Linked DNA regions of Homo sapiens: all the other regions are linked to region 1. A link is a contact called in ENCODE Hi-C or POLR2A ChIA-PET data. All regions are on one chromosome and are shown on one strand. The core of a region is the stretch at or near the end of the contact, and the rest is flanking DNA. Distances in the headings are between cores, read along the strand shown. Region 1 holds the start of SINHCAF (SIN3-HDAC complex associated factor). Region 2 holds the start of IRAG2 (inositol 1,4,5-triphosphate receptor associated 2). Region 3 holds the start of ETFRF1 (electron transfer flavoprotein regulatory factor 1).

What was found. Hi-C counts contacts between places; a loop is a spot of excess contacts on that map. ChIA-PET counts read pairs that join two places held with the same protein, here RNA polymerase II (POLR2A). Pooled maps may share reads with other maps.
Region 2: a map of CD8-positive, alpha-beta T cell shows a loop between it and region 1 (7-fold over the local background). The contact joins the promoter of IRAG2 here to the promoter of SINHCAF in region 1. A Hi-C loop is called at or near these places in 2 of 168 maps with a recorded cell type or tissue (CD8-positive, alpha-beta T cell and naive thymus-derived CD4-positive, alpha-beta T cell) and 9 of 50 pooled maps. POLR2A ChIA-PET finds 5 or more read pairs at or near these places in 1 of 52 experiments (naive thymus-derived CD4-positive, alpha-beta T cell).
Region 3: a pooled map shows a loop between it and region 1 (4-fold over the local background). The contact joins the promoter of ETFRF1 here to the promoter of SINHCAF in region 1. A Hi-C loop is called at or near these places in 4 of 50 pooled maps.

The regions. Positions count from the first base shown.
Region 1 is chr12:31,324,759-31,327,471 of GRCh38, forward strand. It overlaps SINHCAF (SIN3-HDAC complex associated factor), which reads right to left and starts at 1,392. Exons shown (of 6, transcript NM_001135812.2): 1 at 1,266-1,392. FLJ13224 (a long non-coding RNA gene) reads left to right here. Exons shown (of 1, transcript NR_026806.1): 1 at 1-1,187. RefSeq lists an enhancer at 481-1,412.
Region 2 is chr12:25,051,387-25,054,099 of GRCh38, forward strand. It overlaps IRAG2 (inositol 1,4,5-triphosphate receptor associated 2), which reads left to right and starts at 1,320. Exons shown (of 22, transcript NM_001366544.2): 1 at 1,320-1,570. RefSeq lists enhancers at 675-784, 825-1,194.
Region 3 is chr12:25,193,908-25,196,620 of GRCh38, forward strand. ETFRF1 (electron transfer flavoprotein regulatory factor 1) reads left to right here and starts at 1,330. Exons shown (of 3, transcript NM_001001660.3): 1 at 1,330-1,430. DNAI7 (dynein axonemal intermediate chain 7) reads right to left here and starts at 1,253. Exons shown (of 16, transcript NM_018272.5): 1 at 1,169-1,253. The coding sequence starts at 1,171. RefSeq lists an enhancer at 1,571-1,690.

The sequences.
Region 1 (2,713 bases), core at 142-2,641:
CCGCGCCCCGAAGAGTCCGGAGCCTGGCCCCCCGACCCTCCCCTCGGGAGCAGGCCCATTTAATCAAAGTTTTGCAGTGTCCTTGATGAGAAACGCCCGGAGTATCCGCCCCGCACGGGCGGAGAGTTGGCGACTTTCACTCTGCTTTTTAAACTGGCAAGACGCCATCATCAGCAAACCACATTGTCCTGCCGGCCGGACCTGCCCGACGGCGGCCGCATCCCACGGCTCACGCGGGGCTGGACATTCGGACAAGGACCAGGGTCGCAGCCCGAAGCACGTGGTCTGTCACGTAGAGCACAAAAAGCAGTGCCCTGCGGAGTTCACTGACTCCCGCGGCGTACACAACGCCGCCGCCTCCATCTCCAGCCAAGTTGGCTTCCCTGGCCATCTTACAGCGCGGACGGCCGCCCATAAACGGGAAGCCCTCGCGGTGTCGCCCACACCTACGCTACAGGTGAACGCACCGGGAGCAAAACTTCGGGCTCCGAAAGCACCCCGGACACCAGAGGCTCTTGGGCGCGGTCCGAAGAGGGCAGGCGAGTGGAAGACGGGCTGTTTTTAAGCGACCGCGTGTTGCTCTCATTGTCGCATCCGCATCCCTCCGGAGTTGAGCAAACAACGCCACGCCGCGTGCGCTCCGGCAGAGCCCAGCACTGACCCCCAAAGGCCGATTTAAAGACCCTCGGCCGCCAGCTCGGAAGCGGATGGCAACTTAGTTTCCGAGCGAATGGCGTTTATTGTCCACCCTAGTCCGAGGGCTGCAGTCAACTAAACCACGAGGTTTCACAACGGCGCCCGACCCTGCCCGCGCCTCGCGCCCACGCGGACGCACCGACCCCGGCCGCTGCGCGGTGGCCAACGAGTCGCTTTCCTCTCGGGCCTTTCGGCCGCCGGGCTCCTTTCCGCGAGAGAACACTGCGGCGGAGAAAAGTCATTGTCACCTTCAACGTGGATCCCTCAACTCCGGCGACTCCTCAATTATGCCCAGGCTCCACTCACTTCCCCGCCCCGAGACTTTCGGTTTGCCTCAAATACCCTCCCCAATTAATAAATACACACTAAACACGAGCGTACCAAAGAACCTGGGGTCTGAAGATCACGAAAACAGCGCTCCCAACAATGCCACCTCCAAGACAAAACTTCCTGTGTGTATGTGGAAGGACGGGGGGAGGTGGGTGGAGGTGAAAAGAGAAAAAAAAAAACACTGAAATCAAAGCCTCGTGAGACAGTTTTGCACTAGAAGCATGGTGAGAGTCACTCACCTTCCAAAAGCAGCCGTTCCACGCGCAATAATGTCCCCGAGGTGCGGAGTGCACGCCAGGCCAGTCCCCCTCAAGCGCTCCCTCCTCCTCAACTGCCTTGTCTAGAAAGATAGTCTCCTGCAGTTCTGCAGTTGCTACCGCTGGCCGGGAAGGTGTAGATTCCGCTTTCCCTCTGCGCACGCGCGGCTCCCGGCACAAAATTCTCTTGAATCGAACTTATTTGCATACGGGCGCGCGCACGTTGCGGGCTGGGAGGGGGAGAAGTCCCGGCGACCGCGCGCGCTCCCGAGGCCTCTATTGTCCTTTTAAGGGGAGAAGCTCCGCGGCGCGGGAAACGCGGCGGCCAGAGGGAAACGGGGGCGGGGACTGCTTACTACGGCGGACGTCACATAAACAAACGCCCCCCCCCCCGGCTGCAGGCCGCGGCGGAGAGGGAGAGGCGAGGTGGGAAAGGGAAAGGTTAGCAACTGAGGGGAGGGCTGCGCTGCTTGGCGTGTTTTCCGCCCCCGAAGTTGTTAGGGGCACCATTGAGCGCTGAAAAATTGTTCTGAAAGCTGCTTTTGCAAAATTCTCACACCTGTCCCCACTGTCGGTGACAGAGGAGGTGGTCTTGTAAGCACCCAGACTGAATTTATACTAATCCCACGTTTCCTAAATTTTGTTTGAAGTTAGGTTTTTGAAGCTTGTAAAAAAAAAATCCTCTGGGGCCAGCAAAGGTTTAGTTTTTGTGCAGTTGTAATGAGTCGTTTAATAAAGTCCCATTTTAACACCCTAGCCATTCGCTAACTCCCGCTTGCCCTTCTCAAATAGTAACCCAACCCATAACAATCCAGTTTTTTCCTCCACTTCGGCCTTAAGATTTCAAGTCTCTCCGAATTGAATGATTGTTAATTTCCGTGGGAACAGTGCCGCTTTCTTTAAAAGACTAGGCATTGGAAAGCCAATAACCTAGGGACAGGCATACCTCCTCTAGCAGCTTGTAAAGGGTGTTCCACTCACCCAGAAATAATTCCAGTAACTGGTGGTCTTGGGAATGGAAAAAATAACGAGTGACGTACAGACTTTTCAATGCAGAATATGTAATAATTCAACAATCTAAGCGCTTTCTAGACTCCGGAAGAAAAAAACTGAAGTAACTCTTCTCAGATTGATAAGAGGAAAATGAAAACCGAATGATTGATTCGCCTTTGTCCCAAGGACACACTTAACACCAACAGGCAGAAACCCGGGGTTAATGATAGAGGGTGGGGAGAGAGGAAGGATGTTTTTCCCAGAAACTTGATATTGGTCCCAAGTTACAAAAGTGTGAAAATCAACCATAAAACTTAATCATCTGCTGACACGTTTCGCTGCTTTCACTGCAGTGTCAACAATACAGATTTAAATAGTTACTTCTGAAATGTTAATTTAATTCAACAGGCAATTCCTAGTACATACAGTATAAACCC
Region 2 (2,713 bases), core at 70-2,569, 6.3 Mb before region 1:
CACAAGGCCTACGGCTGACAATGTCTTCCTTGCTGTTTTGCAACTCCCGACATTTATCACCACTTTGAGTTAAGGTCCATATTCAAGTCAGATTGTTTCCAGATAATCATTGAGGTACTGGCATGTAACACACATTAAATAATCTCATCTGCTAACAGAGAGTAAGTGCATTTTTACATGTTTTAGAGATTAGAATTGGATCCAAATGAGGTGTAACGTAATGGCACCATGAGATCTGTGGTGGGGAAGGGTGATGGGGAGAAAAGCTTCAGCAAAAAGAGGACTAAAGTAGAAATATCAACCGCCAGCTTTCATCTGTGCCTGGGGGCGGTCCTTCCTGTGCTCGTGGCACGTGTTTATACTATGATTGACAACCCTTAAGGAGAAAGGCTAAGGTCATGAAACAAAGCTCTCTTTCCTTTTCTTTTCCCTCCCCCTACCTTTACCCCATTCCTTTCTTTTTCTGTAAAAGCTAGCTGTGATGTGTAAATGTTGCACCTGTCACCCTGACCTCATTGTAGAGCCATCTTCTGAGTAACTGGCAACTGGCAACTGATGCTAAGTGCTATGAATGCAGCTGGTGGGAACTGAACACACCAGTGTAAAAGATGAAACTAGAAGTCCTTATCTGTAAAGTGAGGGTGTCAGGCTAAGCGACCAATAAGCTTTGCTTAAGATTTTATATTTGTGAAGCATTTATATGTAAATACTTTCACTTTTTCCTCTGATCTCTAAGGAAGTGGTGTTAAGTTTGAGTTTGTCATAATTTCACAGGGTGACTCTTAGTTGAAATGTCACTGACAGCTTGCGGTTTGGACTTTTTTTTTTTTTTTTTTTTTTAACTCCAGTCAGAAACAACTAGAAGCCATTAAACAACTACAGGAAGATGCTGTCAACCAGGAAGGCATCCTTAGGAAGAGGCTCCAAGAAACCAGCCAACGGCTGGAGGATGTGGAGGAGCAGGTAGGGTGGCTCATGGCTACATTAGATTCAGGGGACATCTCCTCAGATGCCCTGCAAACCATGAAATAAAAATGGAGGAGGAACAACAACAACAAACAAAAAAAAAAAGCAAAGAGGAACTGCAAGTTCAGTCCCTAGCGACTAACAGTGAGCAGAGGAAGTAAAGGGGGAGTTGTAAGAGAGGCGGTATCAACAGCCTGCTGATGAAAGAGGCGACTCTGCAGAAAGAGGCAACTTGACATATCAGGACTTTAACCGCTGTAGAAATAGCTCAGGCATACCAAGCCCATGCAAACACAGAATTGCAGAAGTTCAGGAGAGGCTTATCACTTCCCTGAGAAGAAAAACACATTTTCAGTTTTGCCTGCATCATAAGAGTGAGCACTCCATTGCTTTCTTTCCTGGCCACACTGCTACAATCCAGCACTAACTATCCATGTCCAGGGTAAGGATCGAGATCGAGAAGCCCACACTGCCAGTGAAAAAGCTACGTCTTTACTGCATAAATTAGAGGAAGCAATTTCGGAACAACGGAACCTTCAAACTATAAATACTGAATTATCGAACACTTGCCAGGCACTTCAGCAGAAGACAAGGAAACTGAAGAGTGAGTAGCAAATATTCATTTATGACCCAGTTTTTGTCCACCCTCAGGCGGGGCATAGGACTACAGACATTTTTCTAGATTACAGCTAGGATATTATTCCTGAGTTTATGACAATGAAATGGTTTGAGAAGGCAATATTGTGGGGCTTTCAGAGAGGTTTGCTGAGTGGCTAGGTGCATGCATGGGTTTAACCATTAACTTCCCTTTTTGCCTTTTTATTATAAGCTGGTTTTGTCTGTGGCTGTTTTTTTCTTTTAAAATTAATTAAAACTTCTCAAAATTTCTAAAAGTAAACAAGGAGAAAAATCTAGTATGCATGGTATATTTGAACTTGCAAGTTGTTATATATTATACTCTGATTTTATTAGCTAGTTTTTTTCCTCTCATATGGTAGAAAAGGCCTTGCTCGTCTATTTTCTTTGGAAATTTTAGGGGGTTGGGCAAAATAATTATGAATTCAGTGTATATCAAAATATCAAATGTGTGAAAATTCTTTTAAAGTTTTAATGCATTCTCTACATACATCTACATACATATTTTGCATTTTAAAAATTGGAATATTTGTCATTTTTCTGTATTACCCAAAAGTATATAAACAGTTACCAGAGATTTATGTGAGAAGACAGTTGTCACATTACAGATGTCAGATTAGCTATAAAATTGTTTCATTCTAGAAACCTAATATGGTAAAAATAAACCTTACTTATTTAGCCATTTATCAGACAATTGCTTTTGTTCAGCCAGTTTCTTGTTCTAGCAGTATAAATATTCTTTTTATAGAAAGTTACTTGGTTTGAGAAATAAACATTGTTTATTTGTTAATTGTTATATAATTATAAATAATTATATATTTAATATATAAGCTTAAGGTAGGCTAGAGATGAAAAATTTCAGACTTGTGTTTGTTTTGGATTTATTGTACCCTTTCTACTATTATCTGAGAAAGCTATTTAGGAGTTTAAGAAATAGTCTAGTTTTAAAATAGCAATGGTTTGCCGGACACAGTGGCTCACCCCTGTAATCCCAGCATTTTGGGAGGCCGAGGTGGGCAGATTGCTTGAGCCCAGGAGTTTGAGACCAGCCTGGACAACATGGTGAAACCCTGTCTCTACAAAAATTACAAACAAATAAATAAATAAAACA
Region 3 (2,713 bases), core at 80-2,579, 6.1 Mb before region 1:
GCCTCCCAGGTTCAAGCGATTCTCTTGCTTCAGCCCCCTGAGTAGCTGGAATTACAGGTGCGCGCCAACACGCCCGGCTAATTTTTGTATTTTTAGTAGAGACTGGGTTTCACCATGTTGACCAGGCTGGTCTCGAACTCCTGACATCGTGATCTGCCCGCCTCGGCCTCCCAAAGTGCTGGGATTACAGGGGTGAGCCACCGCGCCAGGCCTCCACTCCCTATTTCTTCCCACCATATGTGGAAAACTCGTATTTATACTTTAAAACAGGTTGAAAAGCACCACTCTCCTTCCCTTGTTTCCCCTCACTGAAATTTCATCATTTCCAACTGTGTGTTACCCCATTTTAGATGCTTCAATTGTTACAGTTGTAAAGCTGTATTGTAATTAATTTGTTTAATCTGTATCCTATAAGCAGAGTTGTCGTCATGTTCTTCTTGGTATTCTTGGCTTCTAGCCCAGTGCCAAGTACAAAGAATGCACTCCACATTTTTCCCTTAATTAATGAATTAAATAAGTAATTACATTCTCCACTTCCTCTGGTTTTAATTATAGAAAATGTCTTGATGGAAACCACATTTAAGAAAATCAGAGATACTCTCATAGCTACATGTTGGCCTGTCTCCTTGCTGAAAACATGGCAGTTGAGGAGTGCAGAAAAACAAAATGAGAAGCCTTATCATATTTAACTAATGCAGGATGAGAACCTTGAATCACAAAACAATTCATATTCCCACAAAAGACGACATAAAATATTTTTTCAAAGCAGAGTAAATTGCATTAGCTTTTAATTAACTGCTGGAGAAGTACTAAAACATTTCCGCCAAGTTGCAATAAGAAAATTTAGTGGGAACGTCTATCACTACTGAAAGTTACTAGGTTGGGACCAATTTTCAAGCTTAGCAACATTCGAGATCAGGATACCGTGTGACAGCTTTGACCATCTCCCGTTTGCAGAAACTGGTTTGGGACTCCTACCTGTCCGCCTGGTCCAGGTAAGGAAAGCCATTGCTGAGAAGAGGGCCGACCCACCCCAAGGTATGAGTTATTTCCCAAACCGACCCGCTTCGCTGTAAAATATGACTGGCTCTTGATTACATTATTTAACACTGGTGAAGCAGAATCAGTGGTCGCCCCTCCACCTGTCTGCCTCATTTGCCTTGCTCACCATTAAGAGTCAAGCTCCACTGCAGTAGTCCGCAGAGTCGGAGCAGAAATTGTGTGGACAAACGCTCCCGGGTTGCCCGGACGACAGGCCCCGCCCACTTGAGCTCCAGGAAAAGAGCGCAGCCGCGCGGAGGCTCTTCCGGCCGGCGCCCCGCCCCCTTTACTGACAGGTTGCCCACCTCCCCCAACGCCACCCCGCTTCGCAGTAGACGGACAGAGGAGTCGTAGCGGTCGAGGCTTTTGCGGCTCCGGCGTGCCGGAAAGTGCGTGAGTGCCGCCGCCGGGGAGTTTTGTTCCATTTCCCGGATCCTGGGGTCTGGAGGCGAAATATGCTCTGGGCGAGGACCACCGGGTGTGGGAAGAGGGTTCTGAGCGTCTCCTGACGTTGACGGTTTATTTCCTAGAGTGTGTTGGGTCTTTCTGTGAGGGTTTCGAGAAGGAAACAGGCATGCGACTGGTTCATGCAGCGGACACCCGGTGGGAGGCCTGGGCCTCTGCGGTTTAATCCAGCAGGGGGATGGGGCTCATTCCGCAATTTAAAGAGAGAAATAAGTTGGCTCCAGAGGGTTGGTTATTTTAAGATTAATGACCTTCGGATTCTTCTTTCTGCTCTATTGTTTACTTTCTGTGCAGCGTACGCGTCCTTTTTCCTAAGAGCGCCCTAAACAAGAATTGAAAATGAAGCAATTCCTGGCTAAAATATTCCTTAACATGAAGATCGCTGAGGCCCCAAAGACTCATTAGTTTCCCGAGGTCACAGACTAATTTTACTAACCACACAACCTTTAGAATTTCAGTCTCCTCCCACATGAAGAAACGCCGGCACCTTACACCGACAGGAAAACTACAATTAAGTGAGGCTGTTCTCCTCAAGCCCGACTGAGTTCTCTGTAATTGTAGGGCATACCTACACCCTGTTTTAGCATTATGAGACCTGAAATACTTTTAAATTACTGGCACCATTTCTCATCTCTGAATTATAAGTTTATAATGCTCTATCCCTTCCAGTGTTATTGACTACATGCATTATTCATAGATAAGTAGTAGGACTAAGCTAGTCTTTGTGGGTTAAAGTGTTATTATCCCTATTGTAACCTGTAACTATTATAGGTTGTGTAATAGTTATTAGCATTTTACATCCATATCCTGGTAGCAAGATAAAAACATTTTAATAGCGACTTCGTACAGAGTTCTTACTCAGTTTACCATAGCTGTTTGATATGAAAGTTAAGGCTTCCTTTTAAATTAGTTTCAGTAAAACTAATGTTTAATGATAAAACACCTCAGTCAACTCAAGTTAGGATTCATCGGGGTAAGGAGATAGTTCAGTAATCCCAAGTTACCTTAAAATAGTGGGCTTTTAGAGGAAAGGCTTTACTGAAGCTCTCACTGTATCTACCCCATGGGGAACAATGATTAACAACTTTGGCCACCACATAACCCCCAGTAAAATGACAATTTTCCATTAGCCTGGAACTGGAACTGGTTAAGTCCTAACTCCTTAGCCTAGAATGACAGGGGGAAAAAACTATCAATGGGGACTGCA